Regions from separate parts of the Homo sapiens genome. Here all the other regions are linked to region 1. A link is a contact called in ENCODE Hi-C or POLR2A ChIA-PET data. All regions are on one chromosome and are shown on one strand. The core of a region is the stretch at or near the end of the contact, and the rest is flanking DNA. Distances in the headings are between cores, read along the strand shown.

The links. Hi-C counts contacts between places; a loop is a spot of excess contacts on that map. ChIA-PET counts read pairs that join two places held with the same protein, here RNA polymerase II (POLR2A). Pooled maps may share reads with other maps.
Region 2: a map of CD4-positive, alpha-beta T cell shows a loop between it and region 1 (2.6-fold over the local background). The contact joins the promoter of CAPN10-DT here to the promoter of MTERF4 in region 1. A Hi-C loop is called at or near these places in 1 of 168 maps with a recorded cell type or tissue (CD4-positive, alpha-beta T cell), 6 of 37 single-sample maps with no recorded cell type and 10 of 50 pooled maps. POLR2A ChIA-PET finds 5 or more read pairs at or near these places in 2 of 52 experiments (MCF 10A and Panc1).
Region 3: a pooled map shows a loop between it and region 1 (5-fold over the local background). The contact joins the promoter of D2HGDH here to the promoter of MTERF4 in region 1. A Hi-C loop is called at or near these places in 1 of 37 single-sample maps with no recorded cell type and 6 of 50 pooled maps. POLR2A ChIA-PET finds 5 or more read pairs at or near these places in 2 of 52 experiments (AG04449 and MCF 10A).
Region 4: a pooled map shows a loop between it and region 1 (4-fold over the local background). The contact joins the promoter of PDCD1 here to the promoter of MTERF4 in region 1. A Hi-C loop is called at or near these places in 5 of 50 pooled maps.
Region 5: a loop to region 1 is called in a map of naive thymus-derived CD4-positive, alpha-beta T cell, with 4 times the contacts of the local background. The contact joins the promoter of LINC01237 here to the promoter of MTERF4 in region 1. A Hi-C loop is called at or near these places in 1 of 168 maps with a recorded cell type or tissue (naive thymus-derived CD4-positive, alpha-beta T cell), 5 of 37 single-sample maps with no recorded cell type and 8 of 50 pooled maps.

Annotation. Positions count from the first base shown.
Region 1 is chr2:241,101,037-241,103,868 of GRCh38, forward strand. It overlaps MTERF4 (mitochondrial transcription termination factor 4), which reads right to left and starts at 1,251. Exons shown (of 4, transcript NM_182501.4): 1 at 1,217-1,251. The coding sequence starts at 1,237. RefSeq lists enhancers at 498-1,037, 1,038-1,577.
Region 2 is chr2:240,585,042-240,587,741 of GRCh38, forward strand. It overlaps CAPN10-DT (CAPN10 divergent transcript), which reads right to left and starts at 1,275. Exons shown (of 1, transcript NR_103792.1): 1 at 1-1,275. CAPN10 (calpain 10) reads left to right here and starts at 1,693. Exons shown (of 12, transcript NM_023083.4): 1 at 1,693-2,011. The coding sequence starts at 1,871. RefSeq lists enhancers at 1-249, 1,240-1,419, 1,471-1,765, 1,704-2,530 and a silencer at 1,730-1,959.
Region 3 is chr2:241,733,299-241,736,155 of GRCh38, forward strand. It overlaps D2HGDH (D-2-hydroxyglutarate dehydrogenase), which reads left to right and starts at 1,332. Exons shown (of 10, transcript NM_152783.5): 1 at 1,332-1,397; 2 at 1,835-2,218. The coding sequence starts at 1,927. RefSeq lists silencers at 859-908, 949-1,998, 2,009-2,118 and an enhancer at 2,159-2,398.
Region 4 is chr2:241,857,585-241,860,284 of GRCh38, forward strand. It overlaps PDCD1 (programmed cell death 1), which reads right to left and starts at 1,310. Exons shown (of 5, transcript NM_005018.3): 1 at 1,179-1,310. The coding sequence starts at 1,254. It overlaps LOC124908032 (a long non-coding RNA gene), which reads left to right and starts at 1,488. Exons shown (of 2, transcript XR_007088436.1): 1 at 1,488-2,493. RefSeq lists an enhancer at 516-1,478.
Region 5 is chr2:241,879,929-241,882,714 of GRCh38, forward strand. LINC01237 (long intergenic non-protein coding RNA 1237) reads left to right here and starts at 1,435. Exons shown (of 4, transcript NR_110220.1): 1 at 1,435-1,550; 2 at 2,632-2,707. LOC105373978 (a long non-coding RNA gene) reads right to left here and starts at 1,399. Exons shown (of 3, transcript XR_924077.3): 1 at 1,187-1,399; 2 at 941-1,089. RefSeq lists an enhancer at 865-1,455.

The DNA.
Region 1 (2,832 bases), core at 1-2,500:
ATGGAAGACAATTTTTCCACAGACTGGTGAGGGGTTTCAGGATGATTCAAGCATATTACATTTGTTGTGCACTTTATTTCTGTTATTTTCACGTTGTAATATAAGATGAAATAATTATACAACTCACCATAATGTAGAATCACTGGGAGCCCTGAGCTTGTTTTCCTACAACCAGGAGGTGCCATCTGGGGTTGATGGGAAACAGTGACAGATCATCGGGCATCAGATTCTCATAAGGAGCGCAACCTGGACCCCTCAAAGGCGCAGTTCACAATAGGGTTCGCGCTCCAGTGAGAATCTAAGGCGGCTGGTCTGACAGGAGGCGGAGCTCAGGCGGTAATGCCAGCGAAGGGAGCGGCTGTAAATACAGTCTGGCTGGCTCACTTGCCGCTCACCTCCTGCTGTGCAGCCTGGTTCCTAATAGGCAAGGGACGGTACCGGGGGTTGGGGAACCCCTGCTCTAAAACCTTCACATCGGTCCCAACCCCTTCTCCAGCGTCATCGATTGTCGCCCTGGGGCCACCCTGCCAAGCCCAAGCTCTGGCTGCTCTCCAGCCTCCCCTGTCCAGATGCTCCCTCCGCCAGGAACACCTGGCAGTCGCTGGGGTCAGCGGGCGCGGCCCGTGGAACTGGGCTCAAGCCTAAAGACCTCTATGCTGATTCCGCTTCCTCTTAATGAAAAGTACATGTTATCTTCCTTGTGAAGTTCAAACTCTTGTTCAACAGTCAACTCAGGCCGGGCGCGGTGGCTCACGCCTGTAATCCCAGCACTTTGGGAGTTCGAGGCGGGTGGATCACCTGAGGCCAGAAGTTACAGACCAGACTGGCCAACACGGTGAAACCCCGTCTCTACTAAAAATACAAAAATTAGCCAGGCATGGTGGCGGGCGCCTGTAATCCCAGCTACTTGGGAGGCTGAAGCAGTAGAATTGCTTGAACCCGGGAGGCGGAGGTTGCAGTGAGCCGAGATCGCGCCATTGCACTCCAGCCTGGAGACAGAGCGAGACTTTGTCTCAAAAAAAAAAAATGTCAACTCTATATCCCACAATAATTGAGCAGAGCCACGGGTCCAGGATGCCAAAACCAGGTCAGCGTGCACGGACCTCCGGGAGGGCTCCACGACCTGGCCGTGAAACACTCGGCGGCCGCGGTTCCTCTGCGTCGCTGCCCGCCCGCCTGCGACCCGGAGAAGCCCGCGCGCCCAGCTCGAGCTTACCTGACGGCCGAACGCAGCCATAGCGCGGAGAAGATGGCAGCAGTTACGGCGCCGGAAGCAGCGGTCCTCCCCCGTCCTTCACTTCCGGCCCCCGGTCCGTCACCGACGCCGTTCCCAGCGCCAGCGCGGTGTGGTGGATCGTGATTCCGGCCCGGAGCTGTGCTGAGCGTTCACGGCCCCGCGGGGCTCAGGTGTCCCGGGGCCGCCCCTTAGAAAGCCGGAAGGCCGGAGTCGCGCCCGTCACCGTGCCGCCGCCTCTGCCGCGGCCTCAGCCTTCGGGGGCCTCGGTGTCCGGTTGTTCCCGTTGCACTGCCGTGTCCCGTTTCGCAGAGCTCTGGGCCGCGTGAACGAATGGGTCGTCCTGGCCCATACTTGTGTTTCAGATGACCTGAGAATTCCTCTCAAGAGTACAGGTAGAGGGGAACTGGTTCCTTGCTTCGGGAACTTCACCCGAGAGCGCAGAAATCCTTCCCGAGGCAGGAAAAATGGATTCCGTTCCATGTAGAGATATTTAAGATTTTATTGTGTAAAAATCTGTATTCAGCGTGAACACCGGGGCCACCTACGCACAAAAAGAAGTCTTTACCGCTTTTCTTTCTTTTTACTCTCAGCCAGTGGAAGATGAGAATTTGCCGTTTTTAAAAGACCCAAGTAAAATGACAGGAATTACGGCACATTTCCCTTTATAAGCAAGAGCCTTCCCAACTTCGAGGTCTGGTTCCCTCTTAGGATGAAATATAGTAAAGTTTTAGCCCAATGTGTATTCATTCTTAAATTTCCTCTCTCGACCTAAGAGCGTAGGCATCTTTCACAAGGTGATGCTTGTGAAGAATAAAAAGGTGTGCTTTCTCAGCTGCCTAAATCCTGCCACCAAAGCCTTAATTTATAAGCATTTCTTGTTTTATCTACTTCATTCTGGACTGACATAAAGGATTTGATTCTTGCATGGGCACACATTTACATATCTGCTTTGCGCCAGGCATGGAGTGGGGTGCCAAACAATTTATGTAAAACTGTCTTTTGACAAAAGGATTATGTCAAAGAAAAGGAAGGTTCTAATCCGTGTAGAAACTAAAGAATTGGTTGCTTTGGCAGAGTGCAGTGGCCCACGCCTGTAATCCCAGCACTGTGAGAGGCTGAGGTGGGGGGGATTGCCTGGGCTCAGGAGTTCAAGACCAACCTGAGCAACATAGGAAAATCCTGTCTCTACAAAAAATAAAAAATTAGCCGGGAGTAGTGGCGTGCACCTGTAGTCCCAGCTACTCAGGAGCCTGAAGTGGGAGGATCACTTGAGTCCAGGAGGTTGAGGCTGCAGTGAGCCATGATTGCACCACTGCACTCCAGCCTGCGTAACAGAGCAAGACCTTGTCTCAAAAAACAAAAGGAAAAAAAAAATTGGTTGCCTTTGTTGTTTTTTATAATGTAATTTTCTTCTCAAAATACTCAACTGTCAACATCTCACAATAAATTGTGTTAATGCTACACCAAAAGCCTAAGAAAATCCCATGAGCCACCCCAACTCCCTGGAAAGAATCAAGGAACCTGAACAGTTTGTCTAGCTCTAGAAATAAAATGACAGCTGGGACATGGGGATTACTATGAAAAATTGACATGAG
Region 2 (2,700 bases), core at 25-2,524, 520 kb before region 1:
TCCCAAAGGAGAGTCGGGATCCTCAGCTAGCCTCAGCTCTGCTACCCACCCATATGTGCCCAGAACAGGAAAGATACGTGTTTCTTACTCCTCCGGGACTCCTAGGTGAAGCTGAGACCAGGCTCTTCTTGAGTCCTCTCAGCTATGGTGCAACCACCAGCCTAGCAAGGAATCAGAAACATCTTCCGGAAGAGTCAGCACCATAGAGGGTGCTGAATGGGCAATGAAGCATCCCGGAGATGAAACATCTGGGCAGTGAGGCATCCCACAGGTGTTGGGCTATGCAGTCACTCCCTTTCTCAGACCGAGGCAAGTACATAAGCACTCTGGGCCCCTAATCAGGGGCCTGGGGCCAGGTGGGATGAAAACAGCAGTGTCCTGCCACCTGAACAACTGCTACTCACGCAGGCCCCACCTGGCCTCTCAGAGGGAGGAACCTGGGACTCCTGAACCAGATTCAGTTTCTCCTTCAACAGCCGGGACTTTTCGCTCCTGACTGCAGAAAAACAGCTTCAATGTGACCATCCTTGATAGTCCGAGGCTGAGTAAAATGGCCTGAGGAGGCAAAATCTGAAAAGCTCTATTAGGTGGCAAACTGCTGTCACTAGAAGAGTTGAGGCCCCCTTCTCCTCCCCTGCCTGACCGCCTTCATTCCTGGGAATGGAACAGGTTCTTGGGGCAAGGGTGAATCCTCGAGCAGGTCCCAGGATCACTATCCTCACCTCCCCGCGGCACTGAATGGCTATAGCTGTAAATGTGCGTCCACGGGGTCACTGTCCAGCCACCAGGACCAGGTGCCTGGCCATCTGGGGAATCGGAAAACGCTCAGCGGGATGCTCTGGCCACCTCCCCTGCCCCCAGTTAAGATGTAGAGCGTTCAACCTAAAATGCCTAGAAACAAAGCCCAGGCCCGGGAAGGTCGAACGAGTGCGACGCCGCTCCCTCAAGCTCTTCCCTCGGAGCCGTCTCATTTCCCAAAACTCCCAAACACATCACAGAGAGAGGTGTTGAGCCAGGTGGTCACTCCCTTTTCCAGAACCACAGCAAGAAGTTGAGCCTGCTGGGCTCCTAACGAAGGCCCTGGGGCCCGGTGGGATGAAAAGCCCTATTAGGTAGCAAACAGCTGTCACTAGAGGGGTTGAGGCCCCCTTCTCCCCTGCCTGACGACGACGGCGGCAGGAACTCGACCGGCGCCGGACAGCTCGCAACTTGCCTTACCAAGCGTAAATCTCGGTTCCTCCCAACTACCCGCGGCCACGGCCTCCGCAGCAGAGCGCCGGAAGCAGAGACGCGTTTCGGGAGGAAGGTGCATGCTGGGAGCGGCGGCGCATGCTGGGAGCTGTAGTCTGCGACGCAACTCGGCCGAGGTGGCTCCCTGGTCCCTGAAGCTCCCAGAGCCCGCGTGTTCAGGCGGTCCCGACACCCCGGCCCGAGCCTCACCGGCTGGAGGACTGAACGCCTGCCGGCCCTCCGGGTATGAGCGGAGGCCGGGATAGCCCTGGGCTCCGCCGCCCCCGGAAGGAAAAAATACAGTGCGGTCCGCCGCCCGACCACGAAAGAGCGGAGCTCGGGAGCCCCGCCCCCTGGGCCTCCGACGTCCGTGGCGCTTTCCGTCGCGCGAGTGCGATTGGGCCGCCTGTCACGTGACCCGAGACCCCACGCCCGGTTGGCTGCCGCCTGGTTACCAATGGGAGACTAGCGGGCCGGCGTACTGGCCTGGTCCAGCACCTGCGGGGCCCTCGGGCTTGGAGGGCTGGGCCGGGCGGGGAACGGGCGGGGCGGGCCGGAGGCGGCGGCGGCTGACTCGCCTTCTCTCCGGGGCTGCGACCCCGAGGCAACCGGCTGCAGATGGGAGCCCGCGGAGCCGAGGATGCGGGCGGGCCGGGGCGCGACGCCGGCGAGGGAGCTGTTCCGGGACGCCGCCTTCCCCGCCGCGGACTCCTCGCTCTTCTGCGACTTGTCTACGCCGCTGGCCCAGTTCCGCGAGGACATCACGTGGAGGCGGCCCCAGGTGGGGCCGTGTGGGGTGCGGTGGGCGCCGTTTCTGGTTTCTGAGATCTCCGCTCCTCGCAGGGAGCGGGGCGGGGTGGGCGGCCAGGGTAGCTCCGAACGCAGGGTCCGCCGTTGTTCTCCTCAGAAGTGGGCGCCCGGCCCCCTCTTTTCGTACCTCCTTCATACCCCCGCCCAGAACGAGCAGGACTCGGCGCTACCCTAAGGACGCTAAACTAGGTCGTGGCCTCCGCCTGCGAGAGCTCCAATCCAGGAGGCTCAGAGCGCTGCGAGAGGCGTTTTAACAGAGCCCCAAACCCCGCCCCACCTGTTTGCTTTCGCCCTGAAGAGCGTTTGTGTCTGCTCCTCCCGCAGAGAGGGCCGCTCGTGCCCCTCTGAAGTGGCTAGGCCGAGCCCACAAAGCAAAGCGTGATAGAATTTCAGTTTTGGATTTTGTGCACCTGCCTTTCCAGTTGTAACACCTAGAAATGGCACCTCCAAGGGATGCCCTGGCCGAGTGCTGTGTTCATATTTTTAGAAATGGTTTATCTGCTGAATAAGACTGCCCAGGGAGCAACCTTGCCCTAAGTGGATGCGGTCTTAGCGGAGACAACTGATGGCCGCCAGTCTTCGAACAGAGCTGGAACTTCTGGGCTCTCGTGACTGAGATGGCTTTGACAGGCCACCTGGTTTCCTTGGACAACACTGAAG
Region 3 (2,857 bases), core at 82-2,581, 630 kb after region 1:
TCTGTGGTCGTCTTTCCAGTTCCTGAATGTGTAATTGCAACAGTTACCCTTGACAATGGGCAAACTCCCACACTCATCTGCAGAGCAAGGGCCAGCCAGGTAGGAAGGGCCAGGTGGATGTCTCCTTTCCAGGGTTGTATGAATGATTCACCTGGGAAGAAGGTGAGTGGCCTCTGGGGATGTGGTTAAGGAGGACAGGAATGACTCCTTGCAACTGCTGCTCCAGAGCCTCATCACCAGGACAAATCCAGCTCGCCGGTTTTCTGTGTGACTACCAGGACCCATCTGCTGTCACGGGCGTAGCCTCCACCTCTTGCACAGCTCCGCAGTCCTGCCTCGGGCCAAGTGTGGTCTCCTGCTCTCTGCCCTCATCTGCTCAGAGATTGGCATCCTCTGCACCCGCTAGGGTTCTATGGAATTGGGTGAGCTGAAGTAACAAGTGCTTTGGGAGGCCGACGCGGGCGGATCGCTTGAGTCCAGGAGTTCGAGACCAGCCTGGGCAGCACATGAGACCTCATCTCTACAAAAATACAACAACAACAAAAAATTAGCCGGGTGTGGTGGTGCACGCCCGTAGTCCCAGCTACTTGGGTGGCCGAGGTGGGAGGATGGTTTGAGCTCGGGAGGCAGAGGTTGCAGTGAGCTGAGATCAACCCCAGAACTCCAGCCTGGGCAACAGAGCTAGACCCTGTCTCAAAAAAACACAAAACAAGTGCTGGCGATGCCTCAGGCAGGGGATCCCAGGCCGGGAGGCTCCTCGGGACAGCAGTTACTGCGTCAGGAGGGCAGGAGCTCCCCAGGTGTGCAAAGGGTTTGAGGGCACGGAGGGCTGAACAGGCAGAAGGGACAGGGAGGCAAGAAAACACCTGCAGGAGGCAGCTGCCCCCTAAGCTAAGGCTGGGGACCCAGGAGGGGTGGTCCGTGCAGGAGCTGGGGAGGCCGCTGGGGAAAGGGGCGCCCCCTGGGCTCGGCCTCGGAGGAGCGGGCCGGCCCCCAGGTCCCTCGGCCGAGCCCACGTCCCGGGCCTCGTTCTGGAGAACCCTCCAGCTGCTGCTTGGGCGTCTTGGGCTGCGCTCAGCCTAGTCCCTTCTCTACCTGGAGGGATGCGCCCGACAGCCGGCGCGCCGGAGGCCCTCAGGAAACGCAGGACGAGGCGGTGGCCGTCGAGCCTCCGGTGCCAGTCGGGGCGGGGCTTGGACGGCGGGGCGGGGACTGTAGGCGCGCAGGGCTGGGCCTGGAGGGCAGGCGGGGCGGGGCCCGTTAGGCGCGCGGGGCGGGGCTTCGGCCGCTGGGCGGAGCCGTCAATGCGCAGGCGCGGCGTCGCCCCGCCCACTCCGGCTCGGCGGCTCTGGGCCTGCGGCGGGCGCTGCGGGTTGGAGCTCGGGACGTGATCGTGGGTGCGTGCGCGCGGCCGCGCGGAGCGCTGGGCTGAGGGTCCCGGTCTGCGGTTCAGCCGCGGGTCGGGGTGGCGGGGCGCGATCTCGGGCGCCGTCAGCCAGTCGGTGCCTGTGGGGGGAGGGGGACGGCGCTGCAGCTCGTCACGTGACCGCGTGGAACACGCGCGCGCGTCCGCGGGATCCCCTCGGGGGGCGAGCTCGGAGGAACGGGGTCCTGGGCAAGGTCCCGGCGAGGCCGCCCCGAGCCTGCGCGTCGCTAAGTCCAGGCCTGCTGCGTGGGGCTTCGCGCGCTCGCGGGGTTGCGGCCCGGGCAGGGGGAGGGCCCGGGTGCTCGGAGCCTTCCCTTCGCTGCCCTCCTGCCCCCTCCCTGCTTCTGCAAGCGTGTTTCAATTTGTACAACGTGCATAAAACATGAAATTACCCTTGGCCACTTCCAGGCGCGCAGCCAGCGGCTCCCTGCCCTTCCCCTCCGGGCCCTGAGTACCGGCCCCCCACCAAGGAGGAGCCCGAGGTCTCCGTCCCGGCGGCGATGCTGCCCCGTCGGCCTCTGGCGTGGCCCGCGTGGCTGTTGCGGGGTGCTCCGGGAGCCGCGGGTTCTTGGGGTCGGCCGGTTGGCCCCCTGGCCCGCAGAGGCTGCTGCTCCGCCCCGGGGACCCCCGAGGTGCCGCTGACCCGGGAGCGCTACCCCGTGCGGCGCTTGCCGTTCTCCACGGTGTCTAAGCAGGACCTGGCCGCCTTTGAGCGCATCGTGCCCGGCGGGGTCGTCACGGACCCGGAAGCGCTGCAGGCTCCCAACGTGGACTGGTTGCGGACGCTGCGAGGTGGGTGAGGCTTGGGAAGCTGCGGCGTTTCCGCGTCCCTGCTCCGCTGCGCCTTCCCGTGGAGGCTTCAAAGCGGGCTGAGAACAACCTGGATGGGGGTGCCAGCCCCTGGCTGCGCTGAGAGGGGCGTGTGCACCGCCACAGGCTGCTGGAATGAATGACCACGAACGAGTCGCTTAGAACAACCCAAGTTTTGTTGTTGTTGTTGTTTTGTTTTTTCTTTTTTTTAAGACGGAGTCTCACTCTGTCGCCAGGCTGGAGTGCAGTCACGGAGTTTCACTCTGTCGCCAGGCCGGAGTGCAGTGGCGCGACGTCGGCTCACTGCCACCTCTGCCTCCCGGGTTCAAGCGATTTGCCTGCCTCAGCCTCCCTAGTAGCTGCGACTACAGGCGCCCGCCACCACGTTCCGCTAATTTTTGTATTTTTAGTAGAGACAGGGTTTCACCATGTTGGCCAGGATGGTCTCGATCTCTTGACCTCGTGATCCGTCCGCCTCGGCTTCCCAAATTGCTGGGATTACAGGCGTGAGCCACCCCGCCCTGCCAACAACCCAAGTTTGCCTGGCGCAGTGGCTCTGCCTGTAATCTCAGCTGCCCTGGAGGCTGAAGCCAGGAGTTCAAGACCAGCCTGGGCAACATA
Region 4 (2,700 bases), core at 60-2,559, 760 kb after region 1:
TGCCCAGAATCTCCAGTTCTGAGTCCTGAGTGACCCACGGGCCAACCTTAAGAGGTGGCGCTGAGGCAGGAAGGCACGGCCCTGACAAGGATGCTGCCTCAGGTGCCGGGGAGCAGGCCCCGGGAGAGGGGCCGAGGTGGGGAACCCCCAGTCGCCTGCCACAGTGAAGGGGCACCAGGACCCCCGGGGCAGGAGCCTCGAGGGGGTGTCAGGGCGGCCCCAGGGGTGCCCCTCATCTTGTCCTCCCAGTGGTGTCACACCCCGGTACCCAGCAGGGCCCAGAGGGACTGTCTTAGGCTTGGCCTGGGTGAAACCACCCTCCCCAGGCCTTGGCATCCCCAGGTGCAGGCTGGCTGGGCACAGAGGGCCAGCCGGGCACAGAGGGTCCAGGAGCGGGCTGTGGTCACAGTGTACACAGAGGGCCCAGGGTCACGGGCAGCCCAGGAAGAGGCTCCCTCTCTCCTCGATCCGGGAGAGTGAGGCCAAGGCCTCCCCCACGGATGGTCTGAACAGGGCTCGGGGAGAGCCCTGGAATCTGGGCAGAGACCCAGGCGGGCACAATCCCCACCCAGGAGGGATCCTGGAGACAGAAGAACTGTCCTCACTCGAACAGGTACACTTTGGATATAATGAGAAAAATATCACCAGCTCATCTAAACTTTGACGTCGTAAAGCCAAGGTTAGTCCCACATGGGGCTCATCCCATCCTTAGGAAAACTCGAGTGAGGACCAAGGATGCCTGGGCAAGGCAGAGCCGCCACGCAGACTCCCCACGGCCAAGGTTTGGGGTTCTGGCCAGCCTGACCCGTCATTCTACAGAAACACGCAGCCCCAAGGACCGGCTGAGAGGGGACAGAGGTCCTGCCTGCCCAGGAGCAAAGAGGGGACTTGGGCCAGGGGAGGAGTTGGGGCCCAGAGAGGAACCCAGGAGTTCGAGCTGCCCAAAGCCACACAGCTCAGGGTAAGGGGCAGAGCTGGGGGCCAAGGCTGGGCCTGCCACAGCACCCCCCGACCTGCCAGGGACTGAGAGTGAAAGGTCCCTCCAGACCCCTCGCTCCGGGACCCCTGGGCTGCCAGGGCCAGGCCCGCCTCAGCACCCCCCGACCTGCCAGGGACTGAGGGTGGAAGGTCCCTCCAGACCCCTGGCTCTGGGACACCTGACCGCCGACCCCACCTACCTAAGAACCATCCTGGCCGCCAGCCCAGTTGTAGCACCGCCCAGACGACTGGCCAGGGCGCCTGTGGGATCTGCATGCCTGGAGCAGCCCCACCAGAGTGCCGCCTTCTCCACTGCTCAGGCGGAGGTGAGCGGAAGGGAAACTGTCCCAGGTCAGGTTGAAGGGAGGGTGCCCGCCCCTTGCTCCCGCCCCCTCTTCCTCCACATCCACGTGGGCGAGAGTGACAGAGGCAGTGCTGGGGGAGGAGGGGTGAGGAGGGGGTAGGACTGGGGAGAGGGTGGGGGAGGGAGAGAGAGACAGAGACAGGGAGACAGAGGAGATGGGGAGGAGGTGGGCCCGTGGCCCCCACGCCCTACCCCGTGGGGGTCTCCCCAGCTCAGGGCCCCTTCCTCCTCTGTGTCTCTGCTCACTGCTGTGGCCTCTTTCCATATCCCGCCCGAGCTGCCCCTCCTGAGGCTGCCGGGTGGGGGCAGGCCCTTCTCCTCCCCCATCCCCCCCATCTCCCTGGGGGCCGGGCCTCCCTGCCTGGGGAAGGTGGGTGGCCCCCTCTGGGCTCAGGTTCCTGGGCTGCAGTGAGGGGTGGGCTCAACCCCACTCCCATTCTGTCGGAGCCTCTGGGAGCCTCCCGGCTGCCCACAGCCTCTGCCCCTGCTGGGGGCAGGTGCCTGGCCTCTGCCTTCCCGGCCCATCCCCCTTCGCTGGGGCACAGGTGACCCTACTGAATGACAACTGTCCATGGCTAATCGGCTCCCCCTCAAAGCTTCCACCTTGTGGATGGCCTCACACCATGGCCACAGTTCCAGATCTTTCCACCGTGTGATGCCTGCAACAGCCTGACGGGGGGGCTGGGGCGGTGGCAGGGGCTGGCTGTGAGGCTGACCTCCCCTTCCAGCCTTGACCTTCTTCCCCGGGGCCCTGCCCTCCAGCCCACTCGTGCCAGGGTGGGGTGGTTCAGGGGGTCCAGTGCCTGGGCCTGGCTGGCGGCCCGGCGTTTGTGAAATGGCTTGCTTATCTCCTTGTATTCTGTGCTGAGCATTTTATTACAGCGAATGGAAAACAGGAGAAATGAAACTGCTGATATTAGTGATGAGATGCGTCAGGCTCATCAGCTTAAAATAACCGAAGCGAGGCTAGAAACCGCCTGACAGCTGGCGCGGCTGCCTGGCTCCGAGAGACACTCGGCCCGGCTCTGAAGGGAAAACATTAAAGCACCGAAACAGTGGAAAAAGAGCATCAAAGATGATGTCTGCGAGGCGCGGCCACGGCGAGGAAGCTCTCGTTTATGAACAAAGGGCCACTCCCGGGTCTCAGAGATGTGAGGCTGTGTGGGTGGCTTGGTGGGGAGGTGGGGGGGGCCCAGCTGGCCAGGTGGGCTTGGCGGGGGGCCCCCAGGGAGCCTGGCAGCACCCACTGTGCTGCCAGACAGCTAAGGTGGCCCGCAGCAACTGTCTCCTGGCACACCCACCCTTGTGCCTCAGGGGCTGGGGCTCTGGGGCTGGAGAACTGTTGGTTGGTAGGTGCC
Region 5 (2,786 bases), core at 185-2,684, 780 kb after region 1:
GCCTGTATGCTACTCCTGTGGGCAGCTAGCACCCTGGTACCCCTGGGAACAGAGCGTGAATGCCTTTAAAGCTAGTTGGAGCAGAGAACCAATTCCAGACACCCAGAGACATTTAGATAACTCATTACTAGGGTCCTGGCCCTGGGATCACTCCCAGGACTAGTTCTGTGTCTGTCCAGGTGTGATCCAGGAGTGCAGTGACGGATGTGGATGTGGGATTGGCACAGGACTTCCGCCAGCAGAAGAAAGGAAGGGAGGGGAGGGGAAGAGAGGGCAGGGGAGCAGAGCGGAGGAGAGAGGGGAGCAGTCTTTCCAGCTGGGGCTGGCCTAGGCTGCTGGGTCATTTGGGAAGAAAAGGTGATTTGGACTCAGGGAGACTGAGGGTGCCCTCGGGCCAGCATCTGAGGAGAGTGACAGGGGTTTCCTGGCTCCACAGCCCCAGGTGGCCTTGGTGGGTGCAGGCAGAAAATGACCTTTTCAAGTCCAGTTCCAACCCAGAGGGGGTTCCTAGACCCAGCGCCAATCAAGGGGCACCAGGGAGGCAGCAGAGGTTCCCGCAAATCCAGAGCAGAGTGGCTGCCAGACACCCCACATCCTCTTCGCAGCAGACTGAAGGCCACCCCACACTTGGAGGAGCCCGGGTGAAGCATCTGGGGAAGACCCTCAGCCCTGGGAGAGTCCCTCCAGGGGTGAGCAGGTGGGCTGCCCCTCAGGGTGCGGCTCATTTCGATGTAAGTTTTATAAAATAAGAAAAGGCGCCCTATAGCACCCCTTTGGGAGCCTCGTGTCACCTCCAAACATATACCTCGCTTCCAGGTCAGAAGTAGTGAAATGACCATTGCCAATGCAAATGGAACTGCCTTAGGACACATGGGGGAGGTTAGGGCCTGCTGTGGGGCCTTATGGTGGGCCCCGAGGGGCCCCGCACACCTGTGCTCACCTCCCAGGTCATCGCTGGGCCGCCTCTGTCCCCTGGGAGGCTCTGCCTCGGGGAGCCCTCTTCCCAAGCTCCCAGCAATGACTTCCAGGCCTCCCTCAGCATCAAGAGGAGCCACGTCTTCTTCTTGTGACCCAGCAGTATAATTCACCCTAAATAATGGCAGAATGGGTTGTGTGTAGTCTTTAAAAGTCAAAACAATTTTGCACACAACAGGAGTCATTCAGCAGTGGCTAACACTCTCCTGACCTGTGTCGGCGCTGGGCTCCAAGGTGTACCTCCGCACGCATGGGGTTAACTACGCCCCCATGACCATTCCCTGCAGGAGGGGCGGGACAGAGGACTGCGTTATGTTTCTCCTAAAAGAAAATCATGAAAGTCACACACTCCAGGTGCCACACTTATTATGGAGGGAGGGAAAGCAGATGAGCGGGCGGGAAAACTAGCGGGCTTGCCACGCCCAGGCAGCGCTGCTCGGGTTTCCGCTTCCTCCGCCCCTTCCTTTTTCTCTGTGCATCCTCAGTGACGCGGGGCACAGCTCTGCCCGGGGGCCTACCAGAGCCCACCTGGACCCCACACTGGGTCAGCCCTGGTGCGGAGGAGGCCGCTGTAGGTGGGCACGGGGCAGCACGCGTTAAGGGGCTGGACGGGGGGTGGCCATGCGTGTGAGGGCGCTGAGCAGGGGCGTGCCCATACGTGTGAGGGGGCTGGGTAGGGGCGTGGCCCAGCGTGTGTGTGTGTGTGTGTGTGTGTGTGTGTGTGTGTGTGTGTGTGTGGCTGGACAGGGGTGTGGCCACGCGCGAGGGGGCCGTGCAGGGGGCGTGGCCACGAGCGAGGAGACTAAGGGGCGTGGTCACGCGTGTGAGGGGCTGGGCTAGAGGAGTGGCCCTGTGTGCGGGGGCTGGACGGGGGCGTGGTCATGTGCGAGGAGGCTGAACAGGGGGCGTGACCACGTGTGGAAGGGGGCTGATCGGAGGTGTGGCCACATGTAAGGGGGCTGGGCAGGGGGTGTGGCCACGTGTGAGGGGGGGCTGGGCCGGGGCGTGGCCACACGTGTGCTGGCTCTGCTGTGGGCTTCCTTCCCTTCCTGTGCAGGTGGTGGTGCCCTCTGCGCCTTCACTGGGGCCCAGCCAAGTAACTGAATCCAGCCAGGAGCAAGGGCAGACGCTGGCACAGGTCCTGCCACTGTCCCCAACCTGGGTTTCAACACAGCTGAGGCCTGGCATAGTCTTTCTGGGCGCCTCTGGCTGGCTCGGTCTGAAAGGTGGGACAGATGCAACTGGGGCCTCCCCGGGTGCAGCGTGGGTGGCTCCTGGCTGGGGAAGTGAGAAGCCCTCCGTGCGGTGTCTCTGAAGCAGCCCCAGGCCAAGGCTGTGGCGTGCTTGGTGGTGCTGTAGGCCCAAGATGTTTATGGGTCGAGGGTCCCCGGGGCCGGGATTCTGATCCCTGGTGAGAGGTGGCTGGGAGGAAGTCCAGACGTGTCCTGAGTGGCCATTCCTCACACTGAGGTGACACCGCCTCTCCAAACACGTGACGTGGCTGGAAGCAGATGCTGCTGTCCGGTTCTCCCTCCTCTCCGTCCCTGGCTGGGACATGTGGATCTCACCCGCAGCCACTTTCTTCTGGCCTCTGTCCCCCTGCCTGGGACACGTGGACCTCACCCCCAGTCTCCTTCTCTCCTCTGCCCCCCGCAGGCGCGGCCAGGTCACAGTCGGCACCAGAAGTTTGGCAGATCTCAGTGAGGCGTTAGTTTGCATTTCCTTGTGACGGGTGAGTTGAACACCCTTTCATGAGTGTATTGATCACTGTGTACCTTCTTTGTTGAAATGTCGTCAGTATTTAAAGTCAC